Linked DNA regions of Homo sapiens: region 2 is linked to region 1. Evidence: chromatin contacts called from ENCODE Hi-C or POLR2A ChIA-PET data. All regions are on one chromosome and are shown on one strand. Each heading gives the region's core, a stretch centred on a gene start or an enhancer-like site at or near the end of the contact. The rest is flanking DNA. Distances are from core to core; before and after follow the strand shown. Region 1 holds the start of RADX (RPA1 related single stranded DNA binding protein, X-linked). Region 2 holds the start of PRPS1 (phosphoribosyl pyrophosphate synthetase 1).

Region 1 (4,184 bases), core at 985-3,484:
ACATTCTCCTTTGATAAACAACAGAGATAGTCGACATTTAATGACCCCTACAGTAAATGCAATACAAATCCATAATTTCATTTATTCATTCAACAAAACTATTGAGTACCTACTATATGCTAGATACTTATTTTGCCACTGGAGATTCTGCAGTTTACATAACAAAGTACCTACACTCAGGCAACTTATTTTATGTTTGGTAAATTTGGATTTTTGTATATTGCATTTGTTTGTTTATGGAAAGCCACACTTGTATATTCCCTTTGGTAGAGAGGCACTGGGAATTATATGTTTTACTTATTTAAAATATTTGAGTGCCTTTTATGCATAGCAGTAGTGAAAGAACAAATCAGTTTCTGCTTTCGAAAAGTTTAAGATCTAGTTAATGCAGATCATAATCGGGTGTTCCAACTTGTAGCGACTTTGCTACCCCAGGGGACATTTGGCAATGTCTGGAGATATTTCTGGTTCTCACAACTGGAGGGGGAGGTGCTACAGGTATCTAATGGGTAGAGGCCAGAGATGCTGCTAAGCATCCTACAGTGCACAAGACAGCCCACAACAAAAAACTTTCTGGCCCAAAGAATCAAGAGTGCCCATGTTGAGAAACTCTGAGTTACGCATACATTAAGTTTTTTTTTTTTAACTGCAAGTATTAGATGATAAGTATCAAATGAGTGATACAAGGTGATACAGAGAAGAGAAAGATTATCCTAGACTGAATTGGTGAGGGGAGGCATCATGAAGGAAGTGGGGTTCAAGACTAAGTGTCATGTCACTCCTTTGCTCATAATAGAAGAAACCCTGCTACCTCTCTGACCTCACCTCCTACCACTCTCCCCCTCGCCCCTCCACTGCGGCTGATTGGCTTATGCATTTCCTTGAAAATATCAAGTATGCTTCTGTCTCATGGAATTTATTCTTCTTGTTTTCTCTGATTCAAGTGCCATTCCCCTAGATATCCACATAGCTCACTTCCTCACTTCCTGCACATCTCTGTTCTGTTCAGTCTCTTACTAGAGAACCTTTCTGTAATCATACTTTTTATAAAATATTAACTCCTGTTCCCTCCACTTTATTTCCCCTTACTATGTTTTTTGGTCTCCCTAGCAAGGCTATACCCTGCCCAGACCAGACACTCAAGAAATCTGTATAGAATGAGTAAATTAGTTAAGTATTAATAACGGCAGGGCTCTTTAGCCCAAGCAATGAGAAGAAACTTGAGGGAAGGACCCTGACTACAGTTATCCCCAGTGGCCTAAAACAGTGCCTACCTCATATAGAGACTTCATAAATAGTGAATAAAGAATGATAAAATAGAGAGCCAAAGGAAATTAGTATAAACAAAATCAGCTCATAACCATCTTAAAAAGTATTCTTAGAACAATTACTCCCTTCTATGTATACTGGATCTAAGTACATCTATTAAATATTTTATCCTTAATTTTTACTATTCTTATCAGCTTTTTCACTTTACATTCGTTCCTGATATATGCCTTGCATTAAACAAACAAACATTAAACAAAGTTTCTGAAATCTCTACCCTAGATGTATATTAGGCCAGGTATTATATTAAAACTAGCTGCATTTTAAGAAGTCTAATCTAAAGGCAGCCCTTTACAAGCCAGTTCTAGTTTTCTATTTTCATTTGCACTTAAACACTAATTCACCCACCCTACACTCAGGGAGCCACTACAGATAATTATGCTAATGCTAATCGCAATAGCAGCTAATGTTTACTGAGGACTTTTTGTGCTAGAGTCTGTCCTGGAGGCTCTGCATAAATTATCTGGTTTTGTTCATACTACAGGAAACCCATGTTATAACATTAACATATGTTAACCAACTCTAAATTACTTTCTGTTCCTGGCCCAAAGCCCAAACCCCCAAATCCCTGAGCTTTGACTCTGCACCCTGATTCTTGCCACTTTCTCTTTTCCCTTGCCTCTAGGCATCCTCCTTTCCAGGGGACCACAAGCGCTCTCCCCCTCCCTCTTTGAGAACCATGACAACCACCGATTCCCCCTCCCCTTCCCCTGTCATCCCTCCCCCAGACGGCAACCCGGCGGGCACAAGGTCGGACGACCTGCTACGTAACTCGCGCGTGTGACTGCCTAGTAACAGTGTCTCGAGTCGGAAGCGCTCGGAGCGAGGGGCGGGGTGGGAGAGCTGGCGCGCGCACGCGTAAAGTCTTTGCAGCCTCGCTACGGGGCGGAGTCTTGCCTGTCAGCAGGGGCAGAGTAGCGATCGTCGCCAAAGCGCGCGGTTTTATTTCTCTCCGCTTTGGACGGGGCAAACTAGCTTTTGGGAGTGAAGCGGGTACGCAGTTATCCAACAATGTCTGGTGAGTCAGGACAGCCTGAGGCTGGTCCCTCACATGCAGGGCTAGATTGGCCGAACCCTGAGAGGAATCGGGCTGGGGTCCCGGGAGGGGTGATCCGAAGAGCTGGTTCCCAAGGGCCCAGGTCCTGGATCCAAAAGGTTCTTGAGCAGATTATGGACTCACCTCGCCAGTGTGTCACCCCCTCGGAGGTGGTGCCTGTAACTGTGCTGGCCGTCCAGAGGTACCTGTTAGAGGATGAGCCACGCGACACGGTGCCCAAGCCTCCCCTTTATTGCTATGATGTGACGATCTCAGATGGGGTGTACCAGGAGAAGTGCTACCTGGACCCCAGCTTGAACTCTCTCGTATATCAAAATATTCTTAAAGTTGGCATTCAAATGAGAATTTCCAGGGTCTCATGTCTTTACAATGAGAAAAGGATAGGCCAGGGGATCCTGTGCATAGATAACGTCCACTGTGGGGAGACTTCAGACAGTATTTCTTTAGAAACTCCCTTCAGAAATAGAGCGCACCAGGAGAAACCAGAGAGGCCTTTAAGAGGCGGGAAGAGTCATTACCTGGCGCTGTGGAATAACGAAGATCCCTATGGAGATATCTGGTTAACAGACAAGCAACCTGAGGAACACAACTTTAGCGGTAAGTGTTTGGAAAGAACGGCAGAGGGTTTTAAAAAAAATAGTTTTCAGGAGCTTGCGTGAACGGGAAAGGAAATGAAAATGCTTTTGTATTGTTAATTACAAGCCAGGAGTGGTAGGTAGACAAGTTTTCTTAAATGACCAAGGGATGCTCAATGAAATTTGCACAGCCAGTGGTTTTTGTTGGTGTTTTTTGTTTGTTTGTTTCTTTGATTGCAAAAGTGGCCAATTCAGGAAGTGTGTTTGACTACATCTTAAAATTCAGTCTGGCAAACGTACTGATGTGGGAGTCAGTATTCCTCATACGTTCGTTACATGTTTGATTGTGGTGGAATTAATCTTAGTTTTATTCCCAATCCAGTTGTGGAAATAGTACGTTGTGTCGGTTGAAGAGCTTATAGATTTGAATTTAGCATAAAGGTTGTAAAAATTTGCGGGTTTGCATGTTTTAATCTTCATTCAAAAAGGATGCTCCGTGATGTATTCCTTAATACTTTACATTGATTGAAACGCCGTGTAACAGTTATGTAAATATCACCTTTTAACGGTGTGATTTTTATGGGAAGGCTTGACATTCTCATTTTCTTGTTTCTTATTACTCACCACAAAGAGTACTGATCTGGGAACTTCAATTTTTCTGTATCAGAAGTAGGAAGTTAGCTTGAAAACACTAGCTTGCCATCAGCAACTGCTCTAAAATACGTTTTTTTTCTCTAACAGATGAAATTAAGGGGAATGATAGTACTGTAGGCATGAACACGTTTGAAATGGGGAAAGAAATAAAATGCAAAAAATAAAATAAGAGAAAGTACTGGAAGGAGAAAGACTATAATTTTCTACATTACTGCTTTTCAGTCCCTTTTACAATGTTGTCACAATGCTAAATCACGGATAATCTTACTGTGACGTGTAAGAGCAACAAACTTGAAAGTAAAAGAATAACTAGCTCAAAAACCATGCAATTATAGTCACATCCAGTTGTAAGGAAAAAAGATGTTATAGAAATGTGTAGGTAAGGATATTTTAAATAACTAAATTTTAAAAAGCAAGATAGCTATTTCAGGGATGAAAAAATGGAGTGATTTTATCTCAAGTGTGAAATAAGGCAGTAGTGCATTACTACTCTAAATGTTGATCACTTTAATTTTTAGAATTGAATATGTAAATGAAAAACTGGTGCCCTACAAGAAAAGTTGAGGGGATTA
Region 2 (4,511 bases), core at 1,614-4,113, 1.0 Mb after region 1:
GCCAGCCTGTTATGCAAGAGAGAAATAATTTGTCTTACTAAAGCCGCTATATTTTAGAGTCTCCTTGTTACAGCAGCCTCCACATTATCCAAGCACAGGCTTCTCTATGGTAGCGTATTACATTGTCTGTGCTTTGTAATTATTTGTATAAATGTCTTATCAACTTTCTTTGGAAGTTAACTCCTAATCGGTCTTCCTGCTTCCTATCTTGCCTCCTACACTCTGTTCTCAGTAGCTGGGGTGATCTTTTTAAAAGGGAAGTTAGATTATGTCACTCTTTGCTAAAAATTCTTACTCAGTTAAAGCAAAAACCCCTAAAATAACCTATAAGGTTCTGCATGATCAGCACTCTCCCCACAATCCCTTTTTTTTTTTTTTTTTGGAGACAGGGTCTCTCTCTGTCACCCAGGCTGGAGGGCAGTGGCGCGATCTCGGCTTACTGCAATCTCTGCCTCCCAGGCTCAAGTGATCCTCTCATTTCAGCCTCCCCAGAAGCTGGGACTACAGGTGCTTGCCACCATGCCCAGCTAATTTTTGTATTTTTTGTAGAGATAAGGTTTTGCCATGTTGCCCAGGCTGGTCTGCAAATCCTGAGCTCGAGTGATCCGCCCGCCTCGGCCTCCCAAAGTACTGGGATTACAGACATGAGCCATCGTGCCCACCTGAGTCCCCCAATCACTGTTTTGTTTTGTTTTGTTTAGACAGAATCTCACTCTGTCGCCCAGGCTGGAGTGCAGTGGTGCGATCTCCGCTCACTGCTGCAACCTCTGCCTCCCAAGTTCAAGTGATTCTCTTGCCTCAGTGGGACTACAGGTGCCCACCACCACGCCTGGCTAATTTTTGTATTTTTTGTAGAGACGAGGTTTCGCCACGTTGCCCAGGCTGGTCTTGAACTCCTGAGCTCAAGTGATCCGCCCACCTCGGCCACCCTGAGTGCTGGGATTACAGGCGTGAGCTACCGTGCCTGGCCGGCCTCCAATCACTCTTATCTCATTGACCTCACTTTCCTCCTTTTCTCTTATAGATACATTCCACCTCCACCACACAACACTCGTCCCGCATTGGTATTCCTCAAACAAGCGAGATACATCTGCCTTAGGGTATTTGCCCTTTCTGTTCTCTTTGCTTATCGAGATATCAACATGGCTCATTTTTTTGTTTTTTTTTTCCTCCTTCAGGTCTTTGCCCAAATGTTACCTTCCAAGACAGGTCTTCTCTGACCACCCTACTTAAAATTGTACTCCTCTCCTCTACACTCTGGCACATTATCCCACTTTCCTTGCCTGATTTTTTTTTCCACAACACTTATTGCCATTTGACATACTATGCATTTTGCTTATTTACATGTTTATTGTTTGAGAATGTAAACTCCATGACAGCAGGGTATTTTTAATTGTTTACTAATGTATTCTTGTGCCAATACACAGGGCCTAGCACATAAAGAATGTTCACTAAATATTTATTGAATGAACGAATCCCTTGGGGCAAATACTTTGTAGTCCCCTCAACGCCTTGCACACTGCCTTGCATGCAATAGAACACTCAGTAAATATTTGATGAATGGCCTATGATGGAAGACTACTAATATTCTGCCTTGCAGTTTACTTCCTTCTCCAAGTATTCCTATATACATGGGCCTACATTAAATTTCTGAGCTTGTAAAAGTGCAAAAAAGGTCAGAAGGAGAAGTCCTCCATGGACACTGCTGAAAATAGCAGTAAGACAAAGACAGGATGCTGCTTTGAGTATTTTCTGCCTTTGCCACTTAGATAAATCCCTCTCCCACCTCCATCTCAGTTTTATCATATGTAAAACGACTATATGATCTCTGAGGTCCCTTCTATTTTTACATTTGGTAGTTATGAGCACTATGGTCACTTTTGATTCCAGAATTGTATGATTTTTATCTTCTCCTAACCCATGCTTAAAATATGCTTAATGGAAACATGGTGCAAGAATAAAGGCTCACTTAGGTCCAATTAACAAGTATCGCTATAAAAATAATAAAACATGGTGTAAAAGGCCACATTAGCAACATGTAGCTGATGACATTGAGGCTTACATGAGGCAGACAGGACTAAAACCCAGGTTTTTTCAAATCCCTTCAGGGCTCTTTATCTGAAGTCCCATAGAACACTATACTTTCTTTCCTTTCCGAGGGCTATAAAAGTTAGATCTTTATTGTCCAGATAGTTTGGAAAATCCATCTTCCTTCACTTGTTTCAACATACTTGGTTCCAGCACTAGAAACAAAACAACTTTCTCTTGCAGTGTCTCTTGGATGATTCAGGTGGCATGCCTTCAGTCACTTCCCCCATGTAAACTGTCTTGCAGGCAAAGGCGACACTGCAATTACAATGGGCAAGCAAACTCCTTGCATGCACGTCTGTGATGTAAAAGTGTTTTAATTCAGCCCCATCCTTATAAAGAGATAAAAAATGTGTTCAGAAACATGCAAACTCGTGGCTGTCATCCTGATAAACAGATTTTCTTAAAGGAAACTGTAAACCAGAGCCAGACTTACTTTCCTGCGCTGAGGGAGGGGAAATAAAAAAGCAGGCATGGTTGATTTCCCGCTAGCGGGAACGATCTGGCCTCAGACGTCACCAGCATCCCTCCACCCCCAGTCCAACGTCTCCTGTCCCCAACAGCCTAGCTACAGGGGGCCGGGCTATGGGTTAGTCTCGCCCCCGTTCATGCTCTTCACCCAATACCTGAGAGAATCGGAAGGAGGCAGAGCTACACCGAGGACCAAACCCCGCCCTTCGCTCCCTCTTAGCTAATCGTTGCCAGCGGGGTGTGGACTTCGCCGCTGACCCCACCTCCGCCGCTTTGGGTAATTTAGAGCCGCGCGCCGGGCGGGAATGTAAGATGGCGGAGTAGCAACGCAAAGCGCTTGGTATTGAGTCTGTGGCCGACTTCGGTTCCGGTCTCTGCAGCAGCCGTGATCGCTTAGTGGAGTGCTTAGGGTAGTTGGCCAGGATGCCGAATATCAAAATCTTCAGCGGCAGCTCCCACCAGGACTTATCTCAGAAAATTGCTGACCGCCTGGGCCTGGAGCTAGGCAAGGTGGTGACTAAGAAATTCAGCAACCAGGAGACCTGGTAAGGACCAAGTTGGGACCCTGACTAGACCTCACCTGCCCAGGCGGCAGAGTATAGGAGGGATGGGGTCGCCGCTTGAGCTCAAACAGACTGGGGGTTGGGGGGAGAGGGTGCAGCTCTGTGACTAGCCTACCCCACGGGCTGTTTCCGTTATTTTACCTCTCGCGGGAGGGTCACGTTCATTCTTACCGTGCGGTGGGGTGGAGTCAAAAGATGGAGTGTGAGGCGAAGCTTCTGCGTTTGAGGGCAAGGGCTGGGGGACCCAATAGATAGTGGCTGCATAGAGCGACGAGAGGGGACCGACGCTTAGCCAGGGCGGTAGGGACACGTGGCTTGGCTTTGCTGTTGAGCCACCCAGGCTGGACTGGGTTGCTTCAGCTCTTAGACTAGCTTGCATTTAGAGAGCCTACCTGCGTACTGAGCTCTCCTGGTCTTTCTTTTCCTAGAGTCCAATAAGCAGCTTTTTGATTCGAAATGGTGTTGGTCCGTTCGGCTTGGTGTTGAGGGAAACTGACATTATATACTGCAGGCGCCAAAATTATTACGACTTCCCTTAGATCAGCAAGCGTTGGCTTTTCTCATCTTATGAATCATCTACCTGAGTAATTGGAGCCATAAATCTAGTTGATTTGTTAAAGTGATGCGTTGACTCTGCATCCTTGATAGCCAGCATCTCAGCTTGAGCCATCCAAAAAATCTTGGAAATCTCAATTCTGGAATGTTTGACCTTCCCCAGTGCAGCTAGTGGTACAGATAATGCAAAAGCGTATTTTTCAGTAACCGAGTCCATCCTGGACTTGGCTCCTTCTTTAAGCTCTGTGTAGGGAATTTAGGAAACAATTTTATACCTGAATGTTAAAGATAATTGAGGACAGGCAATGTAGTGGAAGACTAGGATTGGACAGTGCATTGCAACTTGCGTTTTTTCCATTGCCTTGCCAGTAAAACTTGCTTCCTCGACTCCGACTTACACCCTCTACCGGCACCATGGGACTGTTTTAGAGATGACTTGGTTACCTGATTATTTCAGTGCCCCTTCCACCTAAGTGTGGGATCTTTAGTTTCTGATAGGTGTAATTTGTATTTTATTGTTACCCTATCGATTAAATCAGAGCCCTGCCCACAATCTTACAGATTTGTTAAGGGGAAAGTTTTCACCTAATAATCAGATAAGAATATTTCGAATATTTTTTCCTAAATGTTTTTGCTTACTTTTTTGCTTTCTTTGGACTGATTTCCAAGTTTAACTCGCCTTATCTCTTTTAGACCCAGCTGATAAAGTAATGTCACCGATAATGGACAGCTTCTTCCCGAATTATTGTGCTACTGATTGTGATGCAAATGATAGTGTAAACATTGCCATCTGTAACCAGGCAATACCTTAGTTAAAAGAGGCTTACAAACTGC

What was found. Hi-C counts contacts between places; a loop is a spot of excess contacts on that map. ChIA-PET counts read pairs that join two places held with the same protein, here RNA polymerase II (POLR2A). Pooled maps may share reads with other maps.
Region 2: a map of CD8-positive, alpha-beta T cell shows a loop between it and region 1 (9-fold over the local background). The contact joins the promoter of PRPS1 here to the promoter of RADX in region 1. A Hi-C loop is called at or near these places in 2 of 168 maps with a recorded cell type or tissue (CD8-positive, alpha-beta T cell and naive thymus-derived CD4-positive, alpha-beta T cell), 2 of 37 single-sample maps with no recorded cell type and 9 of 50 pooled maps. POLR2A ChIA-PET finds 5 or more read pairs at or near these places in 1 of 52 experiments (CD4-positive, alpha-beta T cell).

The regions. Positions count from the first base shown.
Region 1 is chrX:106,609,744-106,613,927 of GRCh38, forward strand. RADX (RPA1 related single stranded DNA binding protein, X-linked) reads left to right here and starts at 2,235. Exons shown (of 14, transcript NM_018015.6): 1 at 2,235-2,980. The coding sequence starts at 2,338. RefSeq lists enhancers at 2,230-2,419, 2,460-2,799.
Region 2 is chrX:107,625,647-107,630,157 of GRCh38, forward strand. PRPS1 (phosphoribosyl pyrophosphate synthetase 1) reads left to right here and starts at 2,864. Exons shown (of 7, transcript NM_002764.4): 1 at 2,864-3,104. The coding sequence starts at 2,983. RefSeq lists a silencer at 2,702-2,751.